Regions from separate parts of the Homo sapiens genome. Here region 2 is linked to region 1. A link is a loop called in an ENCODE intact Hi-C map of the cell type or tissue named here. Cell type or tissue: dorsolateral prefrontal cortex. All regions are shown on one strand. Each heading gives the region's core, and the rest is flanking DNA. Links, peaks and the distances in the headings are about the cores only.

The links. A loop is a pair of places that touch in the nucleus more often than their neighbours do. Peaks named below come from ENCODE experiments on the same cell type or tissue, not always from the same donor. Only the 100,000 strongest peaks of a DNase experiment are listed, where the experiment ranks them.
Region 2: it touches region 1 in a loop (3-fold over the local background); 17 of 110 quality-filtered maps call a loop at or near these places.

What each region holds. Positions count from the first base shown.
Region 1 is chr1:201,703,024-201,718,476 of GRCh38, reverse strand. It overlaps NAV1 (neuron navigator 1), which reads right to left. Exons shown (of 34, transcript NM_001389617.1): 6 at 5,558-5,660; 7 at 1-87. The region is part of intron 2 of IPO9-AS1 (IPO9 antisense RNA 1); the gene reads left to right. Among named protein-coding and RNA genes, the nearest start is that of MIR5191, 8.8 kb to the left of the region's middle. RefSeq lists enhancers at 4,722-5,016, 4,860-5,548, 14,543-15,115. In dorsolateral prefrontal cortex, for the core only: CTCF peaks have their summits at 8,601 and 8,808 (motif pointing left); DNase peaks (open chromatin) are centred at 8,806 and 10,256; H3K27ac peaks cover 2,500 bases.
Region 2 is chr1:201,468,030-201,483,482 of GRCh38, reverse strand. It overlaps PHLDA3 (pleckstrin homology like domain family A member 3), which reads left to right and starts at 14,295. Exons shown (of 2, transcript NM_012396.5): 1 at 14,295-15,142. The coding sequence starts at 14,697. The coding sequence ends at 15,080. RefSeq lists enhancers at 166-495, 14,276-14,395, 13,910-14,624, 14,846-14,985, 15,056-15,115 and silencers at 2,876-2,965, 14,026-14,255, 14,466-14,775. In dorsolateral prefrontal cortex, for the core only: CTCF peaks have their summits at 1,059 and 1,264 (motif pointing left); DNase peaks (open chromatin) are centred at 1,232 and 1,562; H3K4me3 peaks cover 1,701 bases; H3K27ac peaks cover 2,500 bases.

The sequences.
Region 1 (15,453 bases), core at 7,780-10,279:
CATGACAGAGGGGACGAGCGGTTGGAGAGGCTGGACACGCTGCGTGGGTTGGCATCATCGCTGTCGTAGCAGGTCATCTCCAGGGAGCTGGGTGGAGAGCAGAAGGCACTACTTAGTCCTTGGCACAGCCGCCGTGTGCCCTGTCCCCTCACATGCACCCCAGCAATGCCTCCCCTCCACCCACAGGCCCTGTCACCTCCTCCCCACCTGCCCAAGCTCCACCTCCTCCATGAGGCCTCTGGTTGTGTGTTACCTTTGTGATACGTTATCTGTTTGACAAAGGAAATGATCTTAATTAAGTGGCTAGGGAAGAAATCCTGTATACTGTTAAGACCCTAGATTGTGTAATATGACCTAGGTTTGAATTCTTTTTTGGTATTGGTTAGTAAAGGAGCCCAAGGAAAGTAAATAACTAAAGCTTCAGTTTCCCCATCTGTACAATGGGGATAATGGCATAACATCTACCTTATAGAGTTGTAAGGATCACATATGTACAGACAGAACACAGTGCCTGGTATATGGAAGGGGTCAACAGACCTGGAGGCAAGTGGGAGAGACTGGTCACTTGAGCTTAGAAGGCCTTGGTCATTTTGTTAATGGTGTGTCCATCACCTCTCTTCTAGTAATTAGCTGAGGGCTAGCTGATTCCCAAACATCATATATAGGAAAGCTGAAGTAGAGTGCAGAGAGTATAGGAAAAGCTTTGGGAATCTGGGATGTATGGCAGGTCCCCAGTAAGACTGGTCCAAGCCACAGGCCTAGGGCAGCAGGGGAAATAAGCCTCCCCAGAGAATAGAAGCAGCCTTAACTGGACAAAGGAGAGGACACAGGGAACCAGACATGGGGGTGAAGCCAAATGTCCAGAGTCTCAAGCCTCAGGCCCTGCTAGACCAGGCCAAGGGAGCAATGCCCAGGTGAGTGCTGGATGGCCTGAGACTAGGGGAACCTGGGGGACTAGGGAAGGAGATAGGGCCAGGCGGGCTGCAGAGAGGAAATACAACTGGAATCTGGTTGAAGGGGTGGCTTGGACTTGGGTTCAGGCTGAGACCCATAATTCCATCTAGCCTAGCAGTGGGGCCAGCCCAAATCAGCCTCAGGCAGGGTCTCCATAACTTATCCTAATTAAGCCAGACAGGACTAAGTAAGCGAAACGGGGTTTGGTGGCCAAGAAAGCTGGGGCAACTGAGGCAATCTGTGGCTGGACATGAGTTACATGAGCCCAAGCAATCACTGCTCTGTGAACACATCCATTGCTTAGCCACTTTGGGGGCTGGAATGGGAGTGGGACATTGATTTTTCCATTCTGGTTTCTATCAAGTTCCTTGAAAAGAAGAAAAATTTCCAAAGTTGTCTCTATTGGACCTGAGAAAATACGGTCTTATTTTCTAACCAGCAGAACTTGAGGGATCCAAACGCTCTTGAAACTGAGTGTGCTGGGGTCCTGGCAGTAGTCCTGTGGGCAAGATGGGGGAGGCCCTGGCCAGTCAGGGCAATCAGTGGCAGCTGCTTCTGGCCCTCTGGAGGGCTTCCTGACCGTGTCCATGCCCAGCGGCTCCCCTCCTGGCCCTGCCAACTCTTTTTACTTATTTACTTATTTTTGAGACAGGGTCTCACTCTGTTGCCTAGGCTGGAGTGTAGTGGTGCAAACACGGCTCACTGCAGCCTTGACCTCCCGAGCTCAAGTGACCCTCCTGCCTCAGCCCCAAAGTAGCAGGGACGACAGGCACACATGAGCACATCTGGCTAATTTTTGTATTTTTTATAGAGATGGGGTTTTGCCATGTTGTCCAGGCTGGTCTTGAACTCCTGAACTCAAGCAATCCTCCCACCTCGGCCTCCCACAGTGCTGGGGTTACTGGCGTGAGCCACTGCACCCTGCTTCTGGCAGCCCTTTAGGAACCCCTTTGTGTTCTGCAGCTCTGCCTCATACAGTGTCTTGTTTCGGCTTCTAATTACTGTGGACCTAGACATCACATCTCCTTGGACAGAAACCGATGTGCCCCGAAGCCAGAGACTGTAGTGATGGTGCGACTTTGTCTGCCTTGCTCACTCACCACGGTATTTCAGCACTTTGCATGGCACCTGGCCTAGAGCTGGTGCTCTAGAATGAATCAAAGAGGAGCAAACCCACGATGGATGTGTGAGTAAAAAGCAAGGAAGTTCTCATCAGAAAACTCAGTCCAGCGCCCTGTGCAGTAAGTGCTTGATAAAAGCAAGCTGACCTTGACCATGGGATGAGACAGGGGAGGAAGAGGATGATGCTAACCATACTAAGAGGGTGGCGGGGATCTCCAGGGAAGCTGGTTTGGGTAGTTAGCCTACACCATGGTTATATACTAGTGTGGGAGTGAGGGCTGCACTCAGCATCTGGGTTCCTCAATTCTATTCCTGGCCTGCCCCTGTTTAGTTATTTGTACTAAAATTGCCTCTTCCCCTATTCCACAGCTCTCTCTTTTTTTTTCAGTTCCCCCAAACACATCTCTAGACATCTCTAGACTTAAGCTTGGTGAGGGGGATTCTAGCTCAGATCCTCAGTTCTTGAATTCCAGCCCTGCACCCACCCTTCAGGCTTGCCTTTCTCTGGGGAGGACACAGTTTCATTTCCTCTCCAGCCACAGTCTGACCCAGACTCTCCTCGCTGGGGGAAATGAACCAGTAGAAATTGAGGAAGCAGCACAGGAGTAAAGGCTTCTGAAAAGGAATGGAATCCAGTTATCCTGGGAGTTCCTGGGTGAAAACAGCCTTGCAGGAAGCACACACTGGACCATAAGCTCCGAGGATGAAGCTTGTGTGTGTTCTGGGGAGCCAGTGCCCAGCGCTGTGCCTGGCACACAGCTGGCATGGGTTCTGAGCATGCAGAGTACAGAACCTACCCTCATCAGCCAGCGTGACTCTGGCAGGTGCCTCCCTGCCCCCAGCCTCATTCTCTAACCCAGGGAGTATGTATATATCCTGTCTACTTCCAGGGCTAAGGGAAGGGCTCATTGATAGAAAGCCCTTTAAAAAGTAAAAGAGCCGGCAGGGCGTGGTGGCTCACACCTGTAATCCCAGCACTTTGGGTGGCCGAAGTGGGTGGATTACCTGAGGTCAGGAGTTCTAGACCAGCCTGGCCAACATGGTGAAACCCCATCTCTACTAAAAATACAAAAATTAGCCGGTGTGGTGGCACGCACCTGTAGTCCCAGCTACTTCAGAGGCTGAGGCAGAAGAATCGCTTGACCTGGGAGACAGAGGTTGCAGTGAGCTGAGATCATGCCAAGGCACTCCAGCCTGGGAGACAGTGAGACTCTGTCTCAAAAAAAAAAAAAAAAGAGCCATAAAAAGTCAGGGAATCATTGTTTTGGCTACCAGTGTGGAACAGGAATAATATAAACCAAAGCCTATGAGAGGAAGTGGCTCTAGGTCCACAGTAAACAGAAAAACCAGCTCCGGGGCTCTTGGTTCCTTTCCTATAAAGGGAGGCAGAAGCCAGAGGCCCTAGACGCTCCCCCTAAACCAGTCAGCATTATGCAAAAGGCTTGATTGAAGCCTCCCCTTTCCCACTAGAAGCAGAAAACCAATAGCGCCTGCCTAGGGTCAAGCTGTCCGGCTTAACGGAGGGACTGGGGGCTGGCTGCTCTGAGTCAGTGGCACCAGGAGGCTGGAGCTGCTACTTCTCTCCTACTCCTGTGAGTGAGTCATTTGGGGTGTGGCCCTCTCAGCAACTAAGCACTTTCTGGTGTCTTTGGCATGAGGCTGGTGGGTGACTTGGTGCTGAGAGATGTTCCAACAATTTCCTTGGATGGGGGAAGGCAGATGTCCAAGATTTCATCCGCTGGGTCCTAAACTGATAAGCCAAGCTCTGCCAGATCCCTGCTTCACTTGGGCTCCTGCTGGGGGCTTGGGGCTATGAGGGATGGCAGTAAGGGACAGATGTAAGGGGGTCCTGGAGCCCCCACCATCCACCTTTTTCCAGGACTTCCTTGGTCACCTCCCTTTCAGTAGTCAGGGTTCTGCTGGCCTGAGCAGAGGTAATCCCCAGAGAGTTTTGATTTATCTTACCATTTAAAATACTCGAGATGTCTGGGAGTAAAGGGCTGAGTGTCCAAGATGCGGGCATGGGCTGGGGATAGGGGGAGGAGTAGTACAAGGAAGGAGAAGGAGAAGGGTCATCTAAGCAGGAAGAACTACAGCCAACGGCTGAAAGCTACTTAAGACTAAGTGCAGTTCCACATCAGAGTTGCTGCAATCCCACAATGCACCGGGGTGACTGAAAGGTAGTGAGTTGGCCGGGCGCGGTGGCTCACGCCTGTAATCCCAGCACTTTGGGAGGCCAAGGCGTGTGGATCACTTGAGGCCAGGAGTTTGAGACTGGCCTGGCCAACATGGTGAAACCCCATCTCTACTAAAAATACAAAAATTAGCTGGGCGTGATGGCACACAGCTGTAATCCCAGCTACTCGGGAGGCTGAGGCAGTGGGCGACAGAATGAGACTCGGTCTTTAAAAATAATAACAAAATATTTTTAAAAAGCCTATGTTAAAAATAAAAAAAGAAAGGTAATGAGTTCTTTGTCATTGGTGGTATGTAAATATGTCCATGGGTGTGGTCCCATCCTCAGAATCCCAAATGGCCACACCCTGGGCTAAAGAAAGTCCTTTTCCACTGCCCCTGTGTCCCAACTTTGCTCTTAATTTTCCAGCCCCAGGAGTTGGAGAGGAATCTACTTCCAGTCTAACTGGGGAGGCTTCCTAGCCCTCACACAGCCTTCCTGCCCCACACCCCCCATGATTTCCCAATCTGGCTGTCTGTTCTGCCTCCCGCTGTCCCCAGAGCTTAGCCCAGCCCTCTGCCCCACTTGGAGCTGACAGCATGAGCTCATCTGGGCAGTCCAAGGAGCCAGCAAGGGAAATTCTGAGTCACAGCAGAGCCTGTGGCCAGGACTTTGCTCCAGAGAGAGGTGCCGTGGGAAGGCTGAGTGCCCCATGCAGCTGGAGGCTATGAGGTCTCTGCAGGGAGTGGGCTAGGGGGACACACCTAACAGGGCATGGAGCTGGGTGACACTGTGTGGGCCCTGTTGAGCACTCAAGCCTCCCTCAGTGGCTCGTAGAAGAGGCCAGGGGGCACCTAACTGACACAAGAGTGAAAAGACCCAGGTGTTGAGAAGGGAATTGATTCTAGACCCCTAGTTTAATGGAGACTTAGGAACAGGAAGAGAGCATTTAGTAAACCTTCTCTTGACAGATTGAGGAGACAGAGGTCTAATGAAGGAGACTGACTATCAAAGATCACACATTGAGCTGTGTAATGGCTTCCACTTCCTGGCTCCTAAGCTAGTGATTTTCAAGCTGATTTGCTGAAATGAAATGAAATGTTCAGGCACAAGCAGACAGAAGACAAAGCCAAGCTTCTCTTGTTGAGATAAATGGATTTCCTCCTCCTTCTGCAGTGGCTCCACGCATCAGGCCACCTGGCTGACCTGGCAGAGGTGTGGAGGGACCCGGGGGCCCTGCCCTCCAGAATGGGGTGGAGAGCCAGGAAGGCAGAGGGCATGACCCTCTCTGCAGCTCGAGCTTACCTGTGAGTCACCTGGGACCCTCGCAGGCTGGACATGGTCTCTTCCAGGTTCTGCCGGAGATCCAGGACATTCTGCACTGTCCTCTTTCTCTGGGACTCTGGGTCTGGTAGGGAGAGAAGGAAGAGCTGGGTGAGTGAAGAGAACTTAATGCTGGGATCCTGGGGGTCAGGAAGTGGAGATTGACAGTGTCCCCAGGAGGCTAGTCCCTGGGCCATGATAGTCACCTTCCTCCTCCCTTTCCCAAAGACAACCAACAGAATGGGCCCTCTCAAAGGCCCTGGACATGTGCCATTGAGCCCTCTGAACCCCAGATCCTGGCAGGGGGTACAGGCATGGCTTTCTGTGTCTGTGCACTCCTTTCAGAGCCCCCAAGGAACTGCCTCTACCTCTGGCTTTGTTTTGGGGAGGCCCTGCTTCTCATAGCAGAGGTCCTGGGCAAGATTTCTCGTGGTTGAGATGAGCTGGAACATCTGCCTGAAACCCCCTATCCAGGGTTGTGCTGGTAAATGTTTAACAACTGGCTTTCGGAGGAAGGGGACACCGATGTGTGGTGTTTGCCAATTTCCCTGGTATAAAGCCTCCTATCATGGCCACTTTCAATCTACCAATCTGATGTCACTGACCACAGAGTTAGGAAGAGGGGCTAACAATTGGCTCTGGGGAACTGGTACAAGCTGGCTTCAGTACACCTAAACCCAGGCACTGACTGGTAATATCTGGGGTTGCTCTATGGGGTCCCAGGAAGTTAGTTCAGATATAGTCTCCTAAAGGTGAGGTGGCTGGTGGGAGGTGGAAGGGATGAGCAGTCATTTTCTGGAGCTTGAAGTGAGCTCTGGGCAGTCCCCACACAAGTGGTGCAATCCTGAGTGAGAAGGATGCATGGGTGTGGCCCAATCCTCAGAATCCCAAATCACCAAGAGCCATTGTATTCAACCCTGGTGTCCAGATATTAGCCTGGACGGATGAGAATCTACAACAGCAAACAGGGTGAAAATAACGTCCAAATGACTGAGAGGTGCTTGAGCATGAAGGAACTCAAAGAATGTTCTTCCTTCCTTCAGTTCATCCAATGAATCTTTATCAAGCACTTACTTCACATCAGGCACCACCCTGGGCCCTAAGGACAGTATAATGAAGAGAAGCTGGCCCTGCCCCATGGCTTATCTTTCATTTTGGAACCTAAAGTCATGAATGGAACCAAGTCCCCCAGTACCTCCCTAAAAGACAATCTGCAGGAGAGAGTCAGGGAGTGACAGAAAGATGATGGCAAAACAACAGAGAAAACCCAAGAACTCTGGCTCTCCAGGCTGCTCCCTTTTCCCCTCCATCCGCAAGCCTTCTGCCGCTGCTGCAGAGGCCAAACGCCCCCTCAGTCCCTCCTCAGCCCACAGACTCAGCAGGAGTGTAAGGTTTTTTTTAGCTGCCAAAGGGAACATTTCTGAATCTCTTCAAGAGGTTTTTATTCCCCCAAGACTAAGCTCAGGCCGGCTGGCAGGCAGCTGCTTGACTGTCTTGTCAGGGAGGGGAGGCTGGGTGGGGCGGGCAGGGAGCCTGCAATGCCCTCTCCAGAGCCTTTTGGGCACCTTTTCTGAGAACCAGCTCCACACCCAAGCCCAGCCATCCCTCCTTTCCCCTCCCAGGGGGAGCTTCTCCACCCCCACATCCTCTCATGGTCAGCACCATGAATCCAGGCCTCCATGCTGGTGGCAAGGATCAGGGACAAATGGCAGGCCACCATGCCAGTGGCCTAAGCTCTATCCCCAGTCCTGGCATCACTTCCGTGGCCGCCAATGCCTATTTATCCTGGCAAGTGTCACCTTGTAAGCTGCTCCATGGCTTTAATTGATGGCTTGGCATGAAACACAGACAGGGTCAATTTTTTAGACTCGCCAAGAAATAAAGTTGAATTCTAAAATGCCTATGTGGGGACTAAGAACATGGTGCCAAGGTGTGGGTTTCTGGCCCAGGGTGATGCTTTTTATGGGCTTGGCAGACATGAGGGACAGGCACACACATCTCCAAGGGGTGTGTATTCCCAAAGAGGAAGGTGATCAAGAGTTACTCAGAGACTTCTGTGTGTGCCAGACCCTTTGCATGCATTATCTACTTGAATCCTTGCAACATTTCTGGGAGATTTGTGCTACTGCCCCATTTAACAGATGAGAAAACTGACACTCAGAGAGAACAAGTAAACTGCCCAAGGTCACACACCTAGCATGTAGCACAAGGCAGAGTTGAGCCCAGGAAGAAACTCATACTTGTCTTGATATATCACAGGGCATCTCTGCACCACTAGCATCAAGCATGGTGACTGTTGTATAGGAGGCGCTTAGGCTGCAAGCAGTGGCTCATGCCTATAATCCCAGCACTGTGGGAGACCGAGGCCAGAGGATCGCTTCAGGCCAGGAGTTTGAGACCAGCCTGGGCAACACAGGGAGATCCTGTCTATATAAAAAATAAAAATAAAAAAATTGGCCAGGTGGCTCAAGCCTGTAATACTAGCTACTTGGGAGGCTGAGGCAGGAAGATCACTTGAGCCCAAGAGTTCAATGCTGTAATGAACTATGATCACACCACTATACTCTAGCCTGGGCAACAGAGTGAGACCCTGTTTCAAAAAAAAAAACAAAGAAGATGCTTAGTGAACATTTCAAGAATGGATGCTACCACAATTTTTTAAAATTTCCAAAAACCCATGAAAAAAAGTAAAGGGATACATACATGTCACGTTAGGAAAATGTCTTTTTTTTTTTTTTTTAAGGAAAAATGTTTAAACCACACAGTAGCCTCAGGAGAGTCATGCTGCATTCCCTAATGCCCCAGATGCTCCAGATGGGAGTCATAGACATCTAGGTCACAGGTTTGACCCTCTTTCTCCATATCTCTTCCCTCAAAGACCTCTATCCTAGCCCCTTCCTCAATTCCACATCAGCAGAGTGTGGTGGGACTATTTCAGAGTCTCCCAGAGTCGCCAAACCACAAGAGTCCTTGAAAGTCACTTAATCCTGCTGTGTCTCTGGAGAGCTGGGAGGCTGAGGTCCAGGAAGTAGGGACTAGCTGGAGATCACAGAGATGCGAATGGAAGAACACTTGACTCCAGGCAGCTTCCCCACAGGTATAGATTTGGGGCATACAGGGGAGGAGGTTAGGGCAGGGTTTGGTTTCCTTGGGGGTGACCAGGATCTGGTCTCTGCTACCAGGCTGGAGGGGCCCTGCAGAGGCTACACCCTGCAGCTCCCTCTGTGCCCCAGCAGTGGCCCCTGGTGGCCATCATGGGTATGCCGCTCTGCTTCTCCAAGGCTCAGCCCAGGGTGGGTCTGGAGGGTTGGGGCCCCTGGTAAGTCTGGCTTCCTCCACATTGCTAGGTGACAGACACATTCCCGGGGTGGTACAGCCACAGCTTCAGGCCAAGAGGACTTACCTGTGTACAAAAGAAAGGCCTCCAGAGCTCCAGAGGCTGCAGAGGGGGCCTAGGTTGAGGAGCCAATCTGACATTCACACCCATGACCCTGAAGGTGAATTTTTATATTTTAGCTTAAAAATATGAGTAAGTTACATTTCCAAGGGAATTTACTTCACCTCTCAACCCTCATCCATTCCTGATCTTCACCTTACCCCACCTCTGACCACCAACCCATAACTAAGCTTCACCCCTTTCTCACCATCTCCTGTGAGGGTGAGCATCCCGGATGGGGTGAAGGTATCTAGGGCTTCCGCTACTCTGTGATAATGAGAAAAGTAACCTAAAAGTTCAATGGTTTTTTTTTTTTTTTTGGAGACAGGGTCTTACTCTGTCTCCTGGGATGGAGTGGCATGATCACGCCTCACTGCAGGCTCAACTTCCCTGGTTTTGAGCGATTCTCCCACCTTAGCCTCCTGAGTAGCTGGGACTACAGGCATGCCCCATCACGCCTGGCTAATTTTTGCATTTTTAGTAGAGACGGGGTTTTGCCATGTTGCCCAAGCTGGTCTCGAACTTCTGAGCTCAAGCTATCCTTCTGACTCAGCCCCCCAAAGTGCTGGGATTACAGGTGTGTGCCATCGTGCCTGGCTAATGGCTTGTTTTATTGGCTAAGTTGAGATGCCCTGGAGGCTGCCTCCATGTGTCTCTGTCAAATGTTTTGCTCTGGGTGTGGGACAGGCCTGGGGACAAAACAGAGCCCAGACATGGCAAAGATGCAGAGGGAGTCTTGGTAGCCCATCCCCTTCCTCAATACCCCTAAGTGGAGGACGTGCTCAGAATACTCCCATCTTACGTGGCACCTTTGTGCAAATTAGAACAAGGTACTCTCCAGTCCAACCCACCTCTAGCCAGGTCCTAGTAGAGTACAGCGTTCTCCTTCACATGATACCAGCCAGGATGCCACCCTCCAAAACTTACTCTGGGGGCCTGGGAGTGCGTGCTGTCTTAGCTCCTACAGAACAGGGTCCAGCTGCAAGAGTGAAGTGTGTGTATGTGTGTGTGTGTGTGTGTGTGTGCGCGCAAGTAGGGTTTGAGGGGGGAAGGGGGCAGGTAGGGCTCCTAGCAGGCCCCAGGGCGACACCAAGGTCTATGGGGAGGAGCTCATGATGTTATCCTGGGCTGCCCTCCAAGCCTTTCCCTGAAAATGGAGCAACTGGGGAGAGAATGTGTGTGCTACTCAGGCTCAGAACAGATGCAAGTCTCTCCCAACCCAGCCATCACCACGGCAATTCACAGTTACCACAAACAGCAGCATAGTCCCAGCATGCACTGGGGCATCTGCAGAGTAGGATGGTGTTTCTTTCTACACACTGTTGGCTCTTATGCAAGACCACAGAGAGAGCATACTGTCCATGTCAAGGGTCTTTGGGAAAGGACTAGCAATCAAATACACTTGACAGACAGGTGCATGCACACACAAATCAAATAATGCCCAGCTACTCAATGTTCACCACGAGGCATTTTCCATGTTATTTAATTTGAGCCAGGGGACTGATCACAAGTCTTTTTGACTCCAAAGCCCTTGTTCTTTCCACTACAATATGGTGTTTCAAAATACATGCACATGCCTCCAGATATACACACCTACTTGTGGTCTAGCCTGTAGTTTGTGGAAACCCTCATAAAACTCTGCAATTCTGCAGACATATGCATAGAGAGATTTCTGTGGACACATCTCCCATTGTATGGGGAGGAAGCAAGAAGACTAAAACGTTGCTAGAGGAAGAGAAGTAATTTAAGGGACAGCCCAGGGTGCACTGTGAGGATGATGTAAAAAGGGTCTTTCTCTCTGTTCCAGTGTCAGAACAGGGGAAACAGGCTTCCCCAGGAGGGCAGGACTACGAAATTGCTCATCAAGAGATTGGGACCCTAGGGCAAAACTGACAGTGATGTAGTGGCAAGAACATAGTCCTTAGATTCAGAAAGACCTGTGCTTCAGGTCCTGGTACTGCCCCCTTCCCAGCTTGTTTGAACAAGTCATCTCACCTCACTGCAGTTTCCCGCTCTGGGAAATGGGCATGATACCCACTTGGTGGGGTTGCTGTGAGGCTTAAAGAGCTAATTCACAAACATGCTTATAGTACGGTGCCTGGAACAGAGTAGGTGCTCTATAAATGGTGGCTCTTATCTGTCAGAAGGCACAAAGAGGTGGGTGAACAACGGGTGCACCCTCGGGCTGGCACTGAGGCTGGCCCCTTGTCTCTCATTTGCTGATGGGCGTGGTGCACACCCCTGGAGGGTGCAGCTCAACGGACCTGACATTCTCTTCCGGAACCTTGCTTTGGCTAGGTGAGACCCTCACTCATACCTGGAGTTAGGGGTGGATGAGGTAGTAACAAAACCTTGTTTCTGTGTCATCAGGCCTGACTACCACTCTCTCACTGCTGTGAGGCAATACAATATCTTCAATCCCGTTCTCTTGGGGCCAATCTTAGCTGTGGAGTATCGTGAACCTCAGGGGTCCCCTCTGGCCTGCAGTCTAAAATCTGATGTAGTAATAGGTGGAGAGCCTTCAACCGAGGGTAATAACCCCCCAAAATTCAGAGACGTTCAGGAAGAAGGAGACTCATGGGAATCCATCACCCGGCAGTCAAATTTCCCCAAGTTCTATAAAATTTTAATTATTGGCTGACAATTAAGTAAACTGAATAACTGTTGAAATCTTAATTATTTCCACCAGTGTTTCAAATCCCACATTAGTGGTTTGGCTCAGGGCAGAGGCCACAGAGGACTGCATTTGCACCTGACTTCTAGACTGGCTTCTGCTGTGAGTGGCTGGATGAGGTGGGAACCAACAGAAGGAACGGAAGTGAGCCAAAGAAAGAATGTTTTCAAGTCATGGCACTTCAGAACTTGAAAGGATCTCATTTTGTACACGGCGGTTTCAGGGTGGTGGTGGGGGAACAACAATCCCTCAGGTCCAGAGGGGAGGGGCCTGCCCAGTGTCACCAGGTTGTGAATGGCATGGTAGCTATCACTCTTGGCCCAGGGATCTTTAGACCAGCACTCCATGCTGTGGGCTGGGGATGAAACACACAGAGATGTATCACCAGAAGAGGTGAACTGCAATGTAAATTAATCATGTGGGATGGTTTGGGACTGGGTCCCAAATCCAGGCTAGGCTAAATGATCTGGAAACAAGAAGGATTAAGCAACATAAGCAACACAACACACAGACACACACACACACACACACACACACCCCTTCTTAATAACTCCCAAAAAGAGAGAGAGAAAAATATCTTTCCTGACCCTGTTAGATCCCTAGGGTGAAGCCCAGGTCAGTGGGAGTTTATCTGCACATCTCACAACCAGCATTTGTTGATGATCGTCTGGTGCTTACAATGAGTCAAACGTCTTTGGGAATCATTTTTATTCCTCTCTTCCACTCAAGGACACAAACCTTCAAACTCCAGCCAGGGAGAGCATTGCAGGCCCACCTCAGTGCACTCCTTGGTCTAACGATAAACTCCAGGTCTCTACCCACTGCTCAGAGCTGGACTAGGAGGGTTCTGCTGGTTCTTGCATCCAGTGACCTTGCACTGATTCACTGCAAAGGCTCCATCCTACAGTGTGGCTGGGGGCAGGTATGGAAAACTGACAGATAACCCAGCAAGCAAATCCCCTCTGCCTTCAGGTAGAGCACAGTAACTGTCCCTACAGTGACTCCATCCCCTCTCTCTATCCTTTTCTTCGCCATCTGATGACCCGAGAAGCTCTAAAACAGATGCTGGCAGGCCCCCACACCAGAGGCACCCCATTTCCATGGAGGATGCAGGCAGGGGACTATTTGTTCTCTTACTAATCCTATCTTTCCCTCGTTCCCCCACTTAAGTCACAATATTGTCAGAGGCAGTTGTCACCGAACCCCCGCAGCATGGCAAATCTCATGCTTCTCGTAGTTGAGTGCTCCTGCTCCCCAGGGGAGCTCCCAGGGTTTTCATCCTTACCCCAGAGAATCCGGAACCATCTCAATCAGCGAGTGGGCTGAACTGGAGCCCAGCGCTCAATGGCACTCCTGTTGTTTGCTGCATGGGGACACATACCCAGAAAGAGCCAGGACTAAAGGACTAATGTGTTGGCCACATGGGTGTGTGAGGCAAGGAAAGAAAAACTAGGAAATAGAAGCAAATCTGGGGCCAGAGAGAGGAGCATGCACGGCCATCTCAGCCTGGAACTGCCAGGCAGGTATCTTTCCAGATCACCTACGGTTTTGATTTTCACTGAGTGAGATGGCTTGGATTAGGGACCCTCGGTAATGCATCTCCACTGGGCACTGGGCTAAGAGGAATCGTAAAGCAGGGCATGCCGGGTGGACAACTTAGAACACGTAAAGAGGGTGAGGGGCAGTAGCTTATGCCTGTAATCACAACACTTTGGGAGGTAGAGATGGGAGGATACCTCGAGCCCAGGAGTTCAAGACCAGCCTGGGCAACACAGCAAGAGCCCATCACTATAAAAAATAATAATTTTTAGAGTTCTAGCTTGGGGGCACACATGACTTAGCTGTGGGAGCTAGGGTGAATTACTTCCCCTCTTTGGGCCTCAGTTTCCCTATCTACAAATATGGGAGTGGGAGTAGAGGATACCCAAGCCCCTACCCAGCTTTGACAGTCTGGTTCTATGGTTTTGTACTTGGCTGAAGCCCATAAAAGCATCTTTTCTCTCAGAGTATGCTAAAAAGGCAGATACCAGGGTGTCACCCCCCAGAGCTTCTGATTCAACAGGATGGAGATGGGGCCTCATCTTTGCAAACCCCCACAGTGGAGGGTGTGCTACATAAGGCCACATTTTGGAAAATCCTTACATCTCATTGCATACCACCAGTATTGGATGTCCATTACAAAACCAGGGCTTGACTTCCTGATGCCAAGTGGCTACGCAAAGTGTCCCTGGCCTTCAGAACAAATCTACTCTTCAGGCACAAGTCTGTTCTCAGGAAAAGCCGCCTCCTTCATCTCCAGGCTTGGGATAAGAGAAGTCACCTAGCCACCTCAGCCTTGCAGCAAGAGAACCCAGCCCCAGTCCAGCCCCCGCCAGGCTCTCTGGGGGCTTGTTGCTGAGAATGGCCACAAGGGGGCGTTGCCGGTCCTCAGCCGGCTGTGGCCTTGCTGCGACTGCAGCGCAGCGAGGTGGACAGCGTCTCGCTCAGGCTCGGGAGCCACCGCCCAGGTCTCTCTCCCTCAGTCTCCTGCTTAGCACAGCTCCTTTCCTCCCAGGACTCTGCACTCCTAGGGCTGACATCTTTCCCGCAACCCTAGGCCTCGTGGCCAGGCTGGGAGAACAGCCTGAGTTTGCAGTATCTATGACGGGGAGCCCACCCGGTTCTTGGGGAGAGGGAGCAGGGCCTGGCTTCTGGGATTAACCAACCAGCCTTCGGCACCAGGGAGGTTCTGGGGACCCACAAGCCCCACTTGGCAAGCTCTGATTCAGGGCCAAAGTTTCCAAGAGGCTCCAGCTGGCCTTTCTGCTCCAGTCCCCTGGGGAAATATTAAATAGATCAGGGTTCAGATCTGTGCTCTGAGGCCTCACCTCTGCTCCTCCGCAGTGTTCTTGAGGCTGGGAGCTGCCTGATGAGCTGGGAGGACAGTCACCCCACCCCCTCCACCACACCCAGGCTGACCCTTTCTGGGGAGTGGCAGCCTCTCTCTGCAGCGAGCTGAGGGCAGGCAGTGACCACAGGGCAGCCCCACGCGGATGGCTAGTTCAGGCCACAGCCTGTCACAGGACAGCTCAGCCCTGCTCAGCCGTGTGCAAAAGTGCAGCCTTTGGCAGCAAACTTGGGCCGGGGAGACGAGCTTAAAGTTCCAGGAGAAAGCAATACCTCCACAGCCACTAATATTTAGCAACAAGATCACGTTAGGAAAGGACTTGCCAAGGTCAAGGGTGGTCCATGCGGAGGACTGTGGGACCAGGAGAGGGTGCCTGGCCTCGAGCCCTGTTTGGAAGGAGTGCTAGTTTGCTATCCTGACTTCTCCACCTCAGGAGAAACACCTCCCTGCCCCATTTCCTTGTGAATGTTAGATTATAGGATCAGAATGATAGGTTATAGGATCAGATAGCAGACTCTCGAACATATTCTGTCTTCTCTCATTTAAAGACTTGGACTTCCGGGCTGGGCTCAGAGGGCTGGCCTCCTGCAGAAGGTGGCCTGCCTGTCTCAGCCTGGAGACGTGGCCCTCTGTTCCCCAACAGGCCTTGACTTTCCTGCCCAGTGAACCTCAAGGTTTACTGAAAATGTTTTCCATTAGTGATCCTGCCCAGACCCTTCATGTGACACCCTGCTCCAAAGAAGTCACTGCTGCTGGGAGCTGGGAGTGGTTGTTATGGCAACAGTTTACACAGCAGAGAGAACCATCTGCAGGCAAATGGGGACGGGAGTGGGGAGGGGCTGAGTCCAGGTGTGGATGACAATTGGAGGAGGCCCTGGGGG
Region 2 (15,453 bases), core at 277-2,776, 230 kb after region 1:
GGAGCAATCAAATTAGCAGGGGCTTTGGGAGGCCGAGGCAGGCGGATCACCTGAGGTCAGGAGTTTGAGACCAGCCTGGCTAACATGGTGAAATTCTGACTCAACTAAAAATACAAAAAATGAGCCAGGCATGGTGGTGGGTGCCTGTAATCCCAGCTACTTGGGAGGCTGAGGCAGGAGAATCGCTTGAACCCGGGAGGCAGAGGTTGCAGTGAGCTGAGATCACACCATTGTACTCCAGCCTAGGCAACAAATGTGAAACTCTGTCTCAAAAAAAAAGCAGGCAGCCTGGTGGAAATGAATCAAAGTGGATTCGTTCCTGCTTTTTCTAAGGACCAATTACTTCTCAGTATCAATGCCAACTGAACCACACTGTCTGAAGTGACCCGACCAGCCAAACACCACTGGCTTGTCCTGTCTGGTCTCCACCCCCAAATCTGGGCCTGGGAATTGCATGGACTTTGGACTTGGAGGGGCTCAGCTAGGCCCCAAAACTGTGCTCAGAACTTCTCCCAGCTCGGAAAGCCCCAGCCTAAGAGGGAAACTCAACCAGAGGAACTTTCACGTCAAATCTAGAAAGCTCACTTCTACCTAGGAGGGGTGTGGTGGAGGGGCCTGGCTCAGCCTGCTGTGCTGTTAGGGCCCCCACAGCAAGTCCGTGGAAGGCCACATTTTTTTTTGGAAATAGGTTCATGTGAGGGGTTGCGGCATCCTTCATCTTAGGCATACCTGCCTGATGCGTTGGGGCTGTGCTGCTTTGCTTCAGCCCTTCTCGAAAATGTGCCCACACTAAGTTTTCAAAACAAAAGCAGATGCTTTAATAACAACAAGGCCTCGTGTACCTATTTCCCAGATGACCAGCTCCAACAGTGGCCTTGACAGAGGCCCCTCCTGGACTCTGAGAAAGGCACCTATGCATGCATAACACCCATCAATGGTGCAGAGCAATAGAAAAGTACAAGATGACCGGGAGAAGAGCTGGAGGAGTTCAGGGAATGCCAGCCCAGGGTGGGCTCTGGCTGGGAGTTCTGCAATCGGGGTCAAGGGCTCCATCTTGGTAACCCCTCTGGCTCCAGCACAGGGGGTGGCCCACGAAAGGTGCTCCGGACAAGTTTCCGCAGCCAGGAGGACGGCTGGTTCCACACACCCAGGTGGACCCTTCTGTCTGGGAGGGGCCTACAGGAGTGGCCCGGATGGGAGCCTTTGGGGCCCAAAGCTGGAGAGAGGCTGCCCTCTGCTGGCTGATCGGGAGGGCCTGTCGGCGACCGTCCTGTGCCTTGCACCACTAGCTGTCTTGCTCCCGGGCCACTGTTTTTCAGTGCAGCCCCACGGTGGGCAAGGGGCCCTGACGCACCTCCTGGGAATAAGACCTGGGTAAAGGCAGTAGGCTGTAAGCCAGCTGCGGCCAGGCCAGGAAGCACTCACTGGACGGTGAAGGGCCAGCCAGAGGGGCGCATCAAGGAAGGAGGAACACCAGGCAGGGGAGGCACTTGGGGAAGGAGGGTCGGCTGACGGGGAGGGGGCCCAGCATCTGCAAGCGCGGCGCTTGCGCCGTCCCGGGAGACACCAGGTGGTGCTGTGGGGTCAGGGCAAAAGGCAGGCGCTGCGTTTCCGCGCACCCCACGCCCTCCTCCTCTCTCTGTGGACCCTGAGGACTCAGCTCCTGCGCAAGACAGCGCACGCGTCTAATCCCCGACGCTCACTTCTCCTTGGAGGGCTGTCGCGCTTCGGGGCCCTGTGGAATACCAAACCCTCACCAAAGAGTGAGCAAGGACTCTTTTTTTTGAGACAGAGTTTTCCTCTTGTTGCCCACGCTGGAGTGCAATGGTGCGATCTCGGCTCAACGCAACCTCCGCCTCCCGGGTTCAAGCGATTCTCCTGGCTCAGCCTCTGAGTGGCTGGGATTACAGGCATAAGCCACCCCGCCCGGCTAATTTTTGTATTTTTTTGGTAGAGACGGGGTTTCTCCATGTTGGTCAAGCTAGTTGGCCTAGAACTCCCGACCTCAGGTGATCTGCCCACCTCGGCCTCCCAAAGTGCTGGGATTACAGGCATGAGCCACCGCACCCGGCCAGGGTGAGCTAGGTCTTTATGTCCACTTAGGTATTTCTTTTCTCGTTTCTGTCATCTCCGAGCAAGGCGTCCAGGGCGACCTCGGGAGAATGTGTTTGGTGGGAGCTATGCCCAGCTGCAGGAGCGGTAGAGCCCTGGGCTTTTTAGGATGTGATGGAAAATAGCTGCCGCTCCCGATGGGCGGCAGGCCCAGCCTCCTCGGGCTGCCCTTCTCCAAGAGCCTTAGCAAATTGTCCGGGTCACCTGAGAGGCTGGGGAGGGACAGGAAGACCACGAGGCCGACTGGAGGGTGAGGATAGAGATCTTGGGTAGCGGGGGTTGGGGGGCGTTAGAGCTGCTATTAAGTGTGGGAGTGATCCCTGAATCAAGGGCCACAGAAATTATTCGAGAGGGGCTCCCAATCGCTTCTCGACCTTTTGGCTAAGATCAAGTGAGGGGGGCACCCAGCGAGGAACGATCCCCCGACTTAGATCAGTGGAGGTGAGTGTGGCGGAGTGAGGAACACAGGGATTAACAACTGGAAGGTCCGGCCCTCCCCGCGCCTCGCCTCCGTGCCACGCCCAGCCCCGGCCCCGCCTCCAAGCCCAACCTTTATTCTGAGAATCATTGGGGAAGCCTTTAAAAATGGATTCCCAGCCCCACCCCTAGAGATTCTGATTCGGTTGGCCTGGGTGGGGCCTGGGAATCTGTATTCGACAAGCTGCTCTGGTGATTCTCTGACGCTTGCCCGGGCTCAGCCGGGCTTGAGAACCTGCGGACCAGCCCAGCCTCCTAGTAGGTGCCGGCCTCCACCCGGCCGCTCAACCTCAACCACTTAGCTGCCAACAGCTCCGCGCCCCGCCCCGCCCCGCCCCGCCCCGCCCCGCCCCGCAGCTGGGGCTGCCTCTGAACGGTTCTAATGATTAGAGAGGACTTCCTGGAACTTCCTATTTCTGTCCCCTAGAGTCATCCAGAACAGGTCTAATCCCTCTCCTGCATGACAGCGCTTCAGAGATTTGAAGACAGCTGTCGGCTGCCTGAGTCCGCCCCTCCCCACCAGAGATCCCCTGGCCTTTCAGCGCTTCCTGATGGAGGCACCAGGGAGCCCAGTGAGTCCAGTGGAGGAGGAAAAACACAGCCAGGGGTTGGGGGCCGTCCAGTGGCCAGAGAAACAGACTGGGGACTTGCAATAGGTCAAAGGGAAAAAACAGAGGCAGCTCCCCCTGAGAAACGCCTGTCCCCTGCCTTTCTAGGGTGCAACTTCCTCCAACCTAGTCTTCTTTTGGACATTTTGGAAACATTATTATTCATCCAACTTGTGTGCTTACTATATGCTATAGACTGTTTGAAGACCTTTAATGTATTAACTCACTTAATTGTCACATTACTCATCCATCTCGTGTGCTTAATATATGCTATAGACTGTTTGAAGACCTTAAATGCATTAACTCATTTAATTCTCACAATAGCCCTATGAAGTAGGTGCTGTCATTTTACCCACTTATAACTGATCAAACTGAAGCCAAGAACCAAAGAACAATTCAGCAACCCTCTCAAGGTCAAATTGAGCAGGATATAAATGCAGGCAGCTGGGTCCAGGTCCCATCGCTGCAGTGCTATACCTAACATCCTTGCCTTAAGAGGAGACAATTATGTACTGGGAGTATGAGGCCTGGTGCTGGAATGGTGAGTTAGGACCATAGCAATAGCTAACAGTTATTGAGCACATACTATGTGCCTGGCACTGGTCTAGATGTTTTCTTATTTGATCCTCATATAAGCACTAGGAGGTAATTATATTATCCCTTTATTATATAAGAGGAAACCGAGATTCAGTGAATTTTAGAGACTTACTCAAGTCCCTGGCAAGTGGTGGAGCCAGGATTGGAACCAGCTCTGTGACTTTGGGCCTGCCTCCTCCCCTCTGGGTGTCGGCTCCTCATTTGCGAAGTGAAGACGTTGGCCTAAATTAGTTCTGAGGAAATGCTTCTCAAGCTTTAATGTGCATATGAATCTCCTGGGGATCTTGTTAAAATGCAGATTCTAGTTTTGGGTGGGGCCTGAAATTGGACATCTCTCACAAGCTCCCAGGGGTAGGTGGTGCTGATGTTGCTGATCCTGGGACCACACTTGAACAGCCAAGCTTCAGGGGATCCACCCAACTCTGATGTCCTGAGTTTATGGGCCTAGAAAGACTCACCCTAAAGGCCATGAAAATTCAGGAAGCAGATTATCGTGAATAAAGCCTTTAGTGGGCATTTTCCATGCCTGGACAAGCCCTTAGTTCCTTTTCAGAAGCACCTGCTCCTGAACCTTCTACATTTCCACTCTGTTGACCTCAACCTGACTCTTCAAGAGAGTTCAAGGTCTTGGTCCCAGGCCAAGGGGGATTGTTGCTCCCTGCTGGAGGAGTGAAGAGGTATCTCTGTGGCTCTGCCTTCTGGGTACCCAGCAGTCCCATGGCAATCACACTGTCTAGTCCTTTAAGAGATGTTCACAGATATTCCTGGACACACAGTAATATCTACGTTTACATTTAAGGGTTACATTTGGCCTCTTCCCTTGAATTTTGATGTGGTGATGTGGCTTGCTGTGGCCTCTAATTGAGACCAGAAGTGTCACTTCTGAGCAGACTTCTTTTTTTTTATTTTTTATTTTTTATTTTTTGAGATGGAGTTTCACTCTTGTCGCCCAGGCTGGAGTGCAGTGGCGTGATCTCAGCTCACTGCAACCTCTGCCTCCCAGATTCAAGCAATTCTCCTGGCTCAGCCTCCTGAAGTAGCTGGGATTACAGGTGCCTGCCACTACACCCAGTTAATTTTTTTGTATTTTTAGTTGAGACGGAGTTTCATTATGTTGGCCAGGCTGGTCTTGAACTCCTGACCTCAGGTGATCCACTTGCCTCAGCCTCCCAAAGTGCTGGGATTACAGGCGTGAGCCACCGTGCCTGGCCATCTGAGCAGACTTCTTTAATAGGCACGATGTAAGTTTTCATGTCCCTTTTCCCTGTTGTGGAGAGTGTGGAAGTAGGTGTGATGGAACCTCCAGCAACCTGGATATGTGTATATCTCAAGGAGCAGATATACCTCCCCTGCCAGCTCAAGTAGGACATATGGTATGAGTGGGAAGACCTTTGCTATGTTAAGCTATTGGGTTTGGGAGGAGTTTCTTAGCACAGCATAACCTAGCCCATCCTAACTAGTACACATACCAATATCACCTTAGATAGGCCGAGTCAAGTATGGAGACCATATTTCTACAAAGTCAGGATCGTAGCCTGTCAAAGATCTAATGCTTAACTCTGGGGTCTTCTTCAGTAGGAAGGAATATCTTCTTGCAAAAGTAGGGTGGGATTCCTAAAGATGTGAACTCTTCCTCCCCTTCTTTTGCTAGTCCCTGTTAAGTAGAGAACTCTGATTCACCCATTTGCCATTGTGTCCCTAAAGTCTAGCCCAGGGCCTGAATTAAGAATTAAGAATACTTAATTCTTAATTCACACACAATGGGATTTACTCTGAAGTTCCTTTCTATGAATCTTCCTGTAGATCACATCCAAGAATATGCCATGAGCCTTCCTCCCCTCCCTAAGCCCCTCCACACACCCCTCTGCCTTGAGCAATTTGTTAATTTCTCCTTGACCTAAGCCTCAGGCTGGACAACTCACAGCCTCCTTCTCTGCCTGATCTTGACAATGGCACTGCATAGGAGCTTCCCTGTTATCAAAGTCATACTCACGAATAATAATCTTTATAACTCTCATGATGAAACATTTGAAAATCAGAGGCAAGTGGTAAAAAACTCATCCATGATCTCCTCACCTCGAAGGAACTGCTGTTGACACTGTGACCTTTCCTTTCCTATTTTCCTCTGTGCATTCCCCCTCCCCCCATACTTTTAGGGAGAGCCTATGAATGTCTCCTATTTAGGAGGAGAGGGAAAAGCCACCCACAAATGCAGAAAATGGCACAGCTGGAAGGGGACTTACGAATCCTTCAACCAACTCCCTTACATTACCATTGAGAATGCTGCTTTATACTAGTCTGGGTGCAGATGTGTGAAAAGTAAAAACAAATATCTGGCAAGACCCAAACCAAGCTAAGTGATTGTTGTCTCTGGGGTTGGGGGACTAGAAGGGTGGTGAAAAGATACTGTCATGTTTTGAATCTTTTGCAACAAAAATGTATTCAAGTGTTACTTGCATTTAAAGCACATTATTACTAGAAGAAAAGAGAAAGCAACTTTTATGTCAAGGGTTTCATGGCTATTATTGGCATATTGGTTGAGGCCACTAGTTTCCTGGGTATCAGTCAGTCTCCTCCTAGTGTCATTGCCCCTTGGTCAAGTGTCCTCAAGGAAGAGATTCATTCCAGGGCAGCCCATTTTTTCCTACAACATGGGCACCCAGATGCCAAGATGGCATGGGAAAAAGGAAAATTCTGCAGGCCCCAACCTGAACCATTAGCCCACAAGTCCAATCTCTGTAAGACCCACGCTGGGATCAAATGCCTTCAAGCCCAGACTCAGCCCCATCAGAGGGGGCAGTAGGTGCTCTCAAGACGAAAGGGATTCTTGGTGAATCAGGAAAGTTATTGGGCTGGAAAGTGATTAAAGGGCTGAGCGTGGGAGGGGATTTCCACTGAGAGAGCCAGGCCCAGGAGCAAGCCTGGGCGGGTCGGCTGCAGAGTTGCTGCCCACTTGAAGTCTGTCGCAATGGTGCCCATAAAACCCAAGTCATCAGAGACTTGAAACCTTGGTAGGGTTTTTCCTTCTGTTTCCCTTTAGAAAAACAGAGATCCGAGGAAACCCCAAAGTCCTGGAACAAAGGGCTGTACATCAAAGCGGTGCGAGCAGGTCAGGAGAAGTCTGAGGGAGAGGTCAGCTGGAGTGGGTCTCCCAGCCCCCAGCTCCCAGGGAGAGGAGAGCAGTGAGGGACCTGTGGATTGGAGGGTGGGTGCAGAAGCCTGAAGGGAGAAGCAGGGTGGGGAGGAGCAGGGCTGTGAACAGACCCATTTTCATGCCCCATCTAGGTGAGGAGGCACTACCTGGCCTGAGGAATCCAGGGAACAGGTTGAGGAAGGAGTAGTGATGTTTTCTTTTCTTGCCTATACAGGGGTTACATAGCTCCCATAAACTAGCCAGGCTTTTTTTTTTTTTTCAAATATGCACTGAATCTGCAAGATAGAACTTGACAGCCTTCATTTTACAGATGAGGAAACTGAGGTCAGAGAGAGGAAGTGATTGTGTAAGGTGTCACCAAGCTTAGGCTAGGACATGGGTGTCCTGTCTCCTACCTGAGTGCTCCTTCCCCTACACCAGTGGTTCTCACACGTGGGCGTCAGAATCACCTGGAGGGCTTGTTCAAACACGGATTGCTGGGCTCCAAACCCGGGTCTGGGGTGGAGCCTAGAATTTGTATTTCTAACAAGTTCCCAGCTGATGCTGACTCTGCTGGCCTGAGACTACATTTTGAGAACCGCTGCTCTAGACCCTTGCTATCTAAAGTATGTTCTGTTGACTAGCAGCATCAGTGTTACTTGGAAGCTTCTAGAAGTGCAGAATCTCAGGTCCTACCCTAGACCTATTCCATCAGAATCTGCATTTGCAAGATCCCCAGGTGATCCATTTGCACACTGCAGTCTGAGAAGCGCTGGTCTATGCCACACACCTCTTTCTGGACTGGGGGTCAAATTGAGGCAGCCTAGATGAGCCTTCCAACTCCAGTTGCCAGGGGATAATGGAATAGGTGCCCAGGGTCCTGTGGGGGAACCAGCCCCTTTTTTGTGTTCCCCAAGGTTGGGGAGTTCTCTCCAGAACTACAGAGACAGGAGGGGCTGCATGCTCAGCTCTGGGTTTGCTCGGTTCTAGTGTACACACCCGACATCAGGAGGCTCTATGTGCCCACCTTGGGGAATCCTGGGAATGCCTGGAGGCCAATAACTGCCATTCAAGCCTCTAAATCAACCCCTGCTCTGAAGCCAGCCCTTGCGTTTGAAATTCTATTTCAAGAACTTATGTAATACCTATGTGTTTATTTTATTTTAAAAATATGCCTAATACATGAGTATGACATCCAAACCATATTGAAGCATGCTCATAAAATGACAGGCATTCTCACACTGCCCATCCCCATCCTGGACATTCCATAAGTAACATATCACTGTGAATTGAATCCTGTTAGATATAACCTGTACAACAGAGGTGGACTTTGTTCATTGTGGCCATGCTATATACCTTATTAACTCACTGTACTGTAATGTTTCCCCATGAAACAACGTATTTCAGGCATCTCAACCTACTAAGACCTGTAGATCTGTGTATTTTCAACTGCTGCACCGCATGAACATTTATGTACTGTGCAGTTAACTAGATTTTTAGAGAAGCAATGCATGCACAGGATTTAAAAAAATCAAACAATACAGATTGGTGAACAATGAAAAAATAAGTCTCTATCTTTCTTCTTCATTGTTACCTAGAGAAACTGTTAACAATTTATTTTAAATTTTTATTTACTTTTCTAAACAGGGTCTTGCTCTGTTGCCCAGGCTGGAGTGCACTGGTGTGATCATAGCTCACTGTAGCCTCAAACTCCTGGGCTCAAGCCATCCTCCCACCTCAGACTCCTGAGTAGCTGGGACTACAGGCATGTACCCCACTATGGCTATATTTAAAAAATGATTTTGGAGAAACAAGATCTTACTATGTTGCCTAGGCTGGTCTCAGACTCCTGGGCTCAAGCGATCCTCATGCCTTAGCCTCCTAAGGTGCTGAGATTACAGGCAAACCATTTATTTTTGGTATTTAATTAAAATACTTAATTTTTGTAATAGTTTTGGATGTATAGTAAATTTGAGCAGATAGAACAGAGTTCCTGCATACCTACCCTTCCCCCATAGTTTCTCCTATTATTAACATCTTGCATTAATGTGCTACATTTTTTACAATGAATGAGCCAAGATTCATACATTTACTATTAACTGAAGTTCATGGTTTAAACTCACTCTTGTTGTATGGTTCTGCAGGCTTTGATAGATGCATAACGTCACGTATCCACCATTATAGTATCATACAAAATAGTCTTGCTGCCCTAAAAATCTCCTTTAACCATCTAGTGGTTTCCATTGTTTTAAATAATGCAGTTACATTCTTTTCATTAGTTCATTAACTCTAGATTGCATTGATTGTTTCCCCTCCTCTGCATTATCCTTTTCCACCTCCCAGTTTTTGTCAGGTACATTGTCATTTCATTTTCTCATTCGATAATTATTCATTCAGTTCCTACAGTGTATTAGGCAATGTTCTAGGTGCTGGAGCCACAGGGGTAAAAAAAACAGATAGGCTGGACGCGGTGGCTGACGCCTGTAATCCCAGCACTTTGGGAGGCCGAGGCAGGCGGATCACGAGGTCAGGAGATTGGAACCATCCTGGCTAACACAGTGAAACCCCGTCTGTACTAAAAATACAAAAAGTTAGCCGGGCATGGTGGCGGGCGCCTGTAGTCCCAGCTACTCAGGAGGCTGAGGCAGGAGAATGGCGTGAACCCAGGAGGCAGAGCTTGCAGTGAGCTGAGATCGCGCCACTGCACTCCAGCCTGGGCGACAGAGCGAGACTCTGCCTCAAAAAAACAAACAAACAAAAAACAAACTCCCCGCTGGCATAGAGCCCACAAGTAAAGGAGATAGACAATAAGTAAGAAAAATACAATTGTGGATGCTAATATGTGCCATAGAGAAAAATTGAGCAGGGACGGGATACAGTGTGTGTATGTACATCTATGGAAGGGGGTTGTGGCTTTAAACACAGTGTTGGGAGAAGACCCCATTGAGAAGGTAATACGTGAACACAGCTTAGTGTGGTGAAAAAATGAACCATTTGGTGATCTGGGAGAGAGGATTCCAGACAGTGAGGACAGCAGGTGCAAAGGCCCTGAGGAAGGATGGTTGCCAAGTTCAAGGGATGGTGAGGACTGTGGCTGGAGCCAGGGATAGAGGAAAGTACAGGAGGTAAGATCAGAAAGTGAAGAGCAGGTCTTAGAGGGCCTTGCAGGTAGCATCAATGACTTTGGCTTTACTCAGAATGAGATGAGAAGACTCTGGTGGCTTTTGAGCAAAGGAGTGATATCATCCTTAGTTTTAAAGTTTTTGCAGTGTTAATGTACGTCTTGTTTTGTTAATAAATTGTCTTCAACACTTTTCTTTAGATTGAGTCTAACAATTTATGAAGAATTTATATAAGATTAAGTAGACAGCCAGGCGCAGTGGCTCATGCCTGTAATCCCTGCTCTTTGGGAGGCTGAGGCTGGTGGATCGCCTGAGGGCAGGAGTTCGAGACTAGGCTGGCCAAAATAGTGAAACCCCGTCTCTACTAAAAACACAAAAAATTAGCTGGGCATGATGGCAGGCGCCTGTAATCCCAGCTACTAGGGAGGCTGAGGCAGGAGAATCGCTTGAACCCGGGAGGTGGAGGTTGCAGTGAGCCGAGGTCGTGCCATTGCACTCCAGCCTGAGCAACAAGAGCAAAACTCAATCTAAAAAAAAAAAAAAAAGAATTAAGTAAATATAGAAAACAAAAGCTATGTTACTTTTTGCATCTCTCTGGGTCTCATTCTTACCTCTAACCCGCCTTATTCCCATCTTTCTTTCCGCCTTGTCCTGGGTAGCCACCCAGAGGGACCCCTCCTCTCCACTTGGACTTCCTCCTTCTCACACAGGTGTGGAGGTGGTGTGGCTCAGCCCTAGCTAGAACCATTTCCAGCACATTCTTCCCTGGGGCCATTTTGTAGTCTAGCCTGTTCCAGCCGGACTTGGATTTACTGACGGTGCAGATCTGCTTTCTCTTTGGGGTGGGCAGAGGGAGAAGCCAGCTCTGGGCTGCTACCATGGGACATTTTGTCCATCAGCCAGATGTGGAGTTAACAAGTCAATGATAATTGAGTAAGTGATGGGGCGCGGTGGCTCACGCCTGTAGTCCCAGGACTTTGGGAGGCTGAGGTGGGCAGATCATGAGCTCAGGAGTTCGAGACCAGCCTGGCCAACATGATGAAACTCCATCTCTACTAAAAATACAAAAATTAGCCAGGCATGGTGGCAGGCGCCTGTAATCCCAGTTACTCGGGAGGCTTAGGCAGGAGAATCACTTGAGCCCAGGAGGCGGGGGTTGCAGGGAGCCGAGATTGTGCCATTGCACTCCAGCCTGGGTGACAAAGTGAGACTCCATCTCAAAAAAAAAAAAAAAAAAAAAAGAATTGGGTAAGTATCTCTAGGGCCCAGCACTGCTCCAGCCCAGTGACTTAACCAAGAAGTTTAAGTCAGAGCTCCTGTTCCAGGGGATGGGTAGGGATACCTCAGCAGGAAGGGAGGAGCAGCACCAGCCCTCTCTGCACGCTGCTCCCCTGGCTTTTGAGTTCTTCTTGATCCTTCTGATGGCCCAAATAATCCAGCCTGGGCCTGAGCCTCTCCCAGATGTGGCTACCAGGCAAGATGCCAGTTCTAGGGAAAGATTTGGAATGAATCATCTCCCCTAGTCCCAGAGGTCTTGAGATTGGAGGACAGGATTCCAGGTTCCAAGGACCCATTCAGGCCTCCAGGAAGACGTTGTCGTGTTAGGAACTGGATGCTTAGCTGATGAAGACCCTTCCAGCAGTAGAGTATGTCCTGCTAAATTTCCTCCAATGGCCCCCCACCCCCATCTTTATCTGCTCACTCTTGCTATCCAATGTTCCCTTCTCCTGTGTCCAAAAGCCCGCTACCTCGCAACTCAGTAAGCTGAAGAGAAAAGTATGGGTGACTGGATCATTTTTAAAGGAACTATGTGGACTCAGATGTTCATGTATGGGCAGTATGGGTATGTATCATCAAACGATCCTGGGCCCTGTTAGCCACCATGCATTCTCATCTGGACTTTGCCATTTTCAAAGCCATGTGACGCCATTTACATTATCTGACCTCTCTGGGTCTCATTTTTCTCATCGGTAAAACGCCCACAGTGATAATAATATCTGTCTATCATGAGCATCTACAACATGTGAGAGGGCTCTGTACGAAGCCCATACAACTGTGAATCCACCTGGAACTGGAAAGAGCATGAATGAGTCCCAGACCCAGTGTGGGGAGAAGAGGAACTGGTAGAGATAAAACAGCAGTGGCCCACGCATGTAATCCCAGCACTTTGGGAGGCCAAGGCAGGCGGATCACCTGAGGCGGGGAGTTTGAGACCAGCCTGACCAACATGGAGAAACCCCGACTCTACTAAAAATACAAAAAATTAGCCAGGTGTGGTGGCAGATGCCTGTAATCCCAGCTACTTGGGAGGCTGAGGCAGGAGAATCGCTTGAACCTGGGAAGCAGAGGTTGCAGTGAGCCGAGATCGCACCGTTGCACTCCAGCCTGGGCAACGAGGGCAAAACTCCGTCTCAAAAACAAAAACAAAACAAAACAAAAAAATGAGTTAGGGGTAGAGCCTGATCTAGGGCCCTGTTTCCTCAGAGAGAGAACTTTGGATCATGGCAGGACTGTGCCAGGTTGGTGCACCCAGGAGACCCCTGTGGAGTGGTGGGGAGGAGCCATGGGAGGGCAGGGCTGGCAGGCAGGCTGAGACCTTGTGGGTCCCTCAGGTAGGGCCGTGGCCACCTCGAGCTCCCTCTTCTGCTGCTCTCTGGGCCTCAGGAGACACCTGTCTTTGTCTTTTCTTTAATGCCACTGTCTATTCCCTCTCCTGGAGGGGCATTCTGGGAGTTAGGAGTTAGTTGTCGTCACACGTGTGTGTGTGTGTGTGTGTGTGTGTGTATAAAGAGTTATGGATGAGACACTGACAGTTCCCTTCTCTCATCTCCTAACTTTGGGACTGCAGAGGAGCGCACTCCTATCCCCACAACAGGACCTTCCCTGTATCTGTTAGGCTCTGCTCTTTGGGCAGGAGGATGGCAACACAGGGTGTAAGTACAAAGAGGTCTTATTACTGTCATTATTATATATCATTACTCCCGTAAGAATCTATTATTAACATGTTGATGAATAGACCTTTAAGAAACTGTGGGCCTGGAGGAACTGATCAAGATGGGGACAGAATGAGGACCTAAGAGAGCCCTCTTCCAGTGCCTGGCTTAATCTCAGGGCCCCCATCATTCTCTAAAGGGAATAAGAGTGGGGAGAGGGGAGGAAGAACATTTCTTGAGACTCAAGAGTTGTCAGGTCCTGTCTTGGGTCTTTCACAAATGTTATCCAACTTATTCATCAGGACAACCCCATGAGATGAGAATAAATTAATCCTCCTATTCGACAGATGAGGAAATTGACGGAGGTCAGTAAAGTTGCCCCAGGTGGGCAGGACACAGCCAACAAGGGAGAAGAGGTTTGAACTCAACTCTGCAAAGCTCTTGTGTTTACACAATATTCTAGCCAGAACAGAAAGAGACCTCTCCCTCTGCGTTCCCCTCCAGCTCTGTATGCGGGAGAAGTCCATTCTTGGGGAAGGCCGAGGGAGGACAGAATCTGCGGAGCGGAAGGAGCAAGGTTGGAGCTGCGCTTACACCTGGGACTGGCTGTGCCATCGGTCCAGCGTCGGCGCCTGCAAGTGTGCGGTGGAGAGGACTGCAGACAGTGGCATCCCCAGGTCACGGAGGGGGTCCCTCCTCCCCCACTACGAGGAGGGCATGAATGACCTCAAGCCTCAGCTCTCCTTTGTTGGCACTGGCTACTCTCTACAGGCCTCCCCGCGCAATGCATGGGGGTAGGAGTAGGAGCAGGTGAACTGTCCAAGCAGAGGCAGCGATGGACAGCCTCTCTTGGGTGCTGCACAGAGAAATCGGGCGATGGAGGAGGAACCCAACATGGGCTTGATGCAGAGGCTGGGGGCCCCATGGCGTGCCAAGTAACCAGCAGCTGTCTGACGCCTAACATGCAACTGGTGCCACTGCGCGTTCGCCAAGCAAGCCCACCCCCTTGCTAGCAGCGCGCTCTCCAATCGAGGAGATGCGCCTTCCCCCTCCCTTCCCCGCCATCTCCCCCTTCATTCAAGGCCTGGGGGAGCTGCGGTTCCGAGAAGCGGCAGACGGCAGCCAGAAGGCTTGGGCTGTTGAGTAAGCAGCCCCCTCTCAGTCCCGGCCCTCCCCGCCCCGCGCCCTGCGCCTCCAGTGAGTGACTGAGCCCCCGCTGCGGCCCCGCCCCCGGGGCCCTGCCGGAGCTGGTGCGCGGCGCGGAGGGGAGGGCCGGCCAGGGTAGGAATGCGCTGCGGGCGGGCGGCGCAGGAGGCGAGCGGCGGAACATGTAAGGGCACATCCCGCGAGCTGCCGCCCAGCGCGCAGACAGAGCCCAGGGGAGCAAGAGAACGGGCGGGCGGTGGGGCTCACGGCCTAGGGAGGCGCGGAGGCATCTGGCAGAGGCGGGTCGGGCTGGGCCAGCTGGGGTAGAGCGGAGGAGCGGGTGCCGGCTGAAGCGGGGCGGTGGGCGCGGAGCGCGCTGGGGGCACCGACACCACCTCACCGGCAGCCGGGTGCTGAGGGCCGCGGTGTGGGTGCGCGGAGCAGTCAGGGCGCAGGTGGGCAGCGCGCACGGCCTGCCAGCCCGGGGCGCCAGAATCCTGCGCTGCGGGGCCGAGAGGGGCGCCGCGCCCGCCGCAGCCTGGAGCTTTCCGCGAACCTCGGGGCGCCCATGACGGCGGCGGCGACGGCTACCGTGCTCAAGGAGGGCGTGCTGGAGAAGCGCAGCGGCGGGCTGCTGCAGCTGTGGAAGCGGAAGCGCTGCGTCCTCACCGAACGCGGGCTGCAGCTCTTCGAGGCCAAGGGCACGGGCGGCCGGCCCAAGGAGCTCAGCTTCGCCCGCATCAAGGCCGTGGAGTGCGTGGAGAGCACCGGGCGCCACATCTACTTCACGCTGGTGACCGAAGGGGGCGGCGAGATCGACTTCCGCTGCCCCCTGGAAGATCCCGGCTGGAACGCCCAGATCACCCTAGGCCTGGTCAAGTTCAAGAACCAGCAGGCCATCCAGACAGTGCGGGCCCGGCAGAGCCTCGGGACCGGGACCCTCGTGTCCTAAACCACCGGGCGCACCATCTTTCCTTCATGCTACCCACCACCTCAGTGCTGAGGTCAAGGCAGGTAAGCCCCCGGGGGACTGGGCCCTCTTCTCTCCTTCCCTCCCTTCTCTTTCCCCTACAGAGAGAATGAGGACTAGCATTCTACTTCAGAGCCGGACATCTTAGGGGGGAGGTTCCTGGGGCCAACTGAGGGCATGGGAGGCTTGGGCCAGTGGCCAACCCAGCAGATCCGGACTTTCCCCTGAGGCACCAGGTTGGCCGGTCCAGAATGTGATCCAGGTGTGTGAGAGGAAGATGGAAGCCCTGGGAGGGGGATACCTGGGTGAGATGAGCCTTCTTTCAAGTTGGTTCAGCCCTGACTCAGGTGGAAGG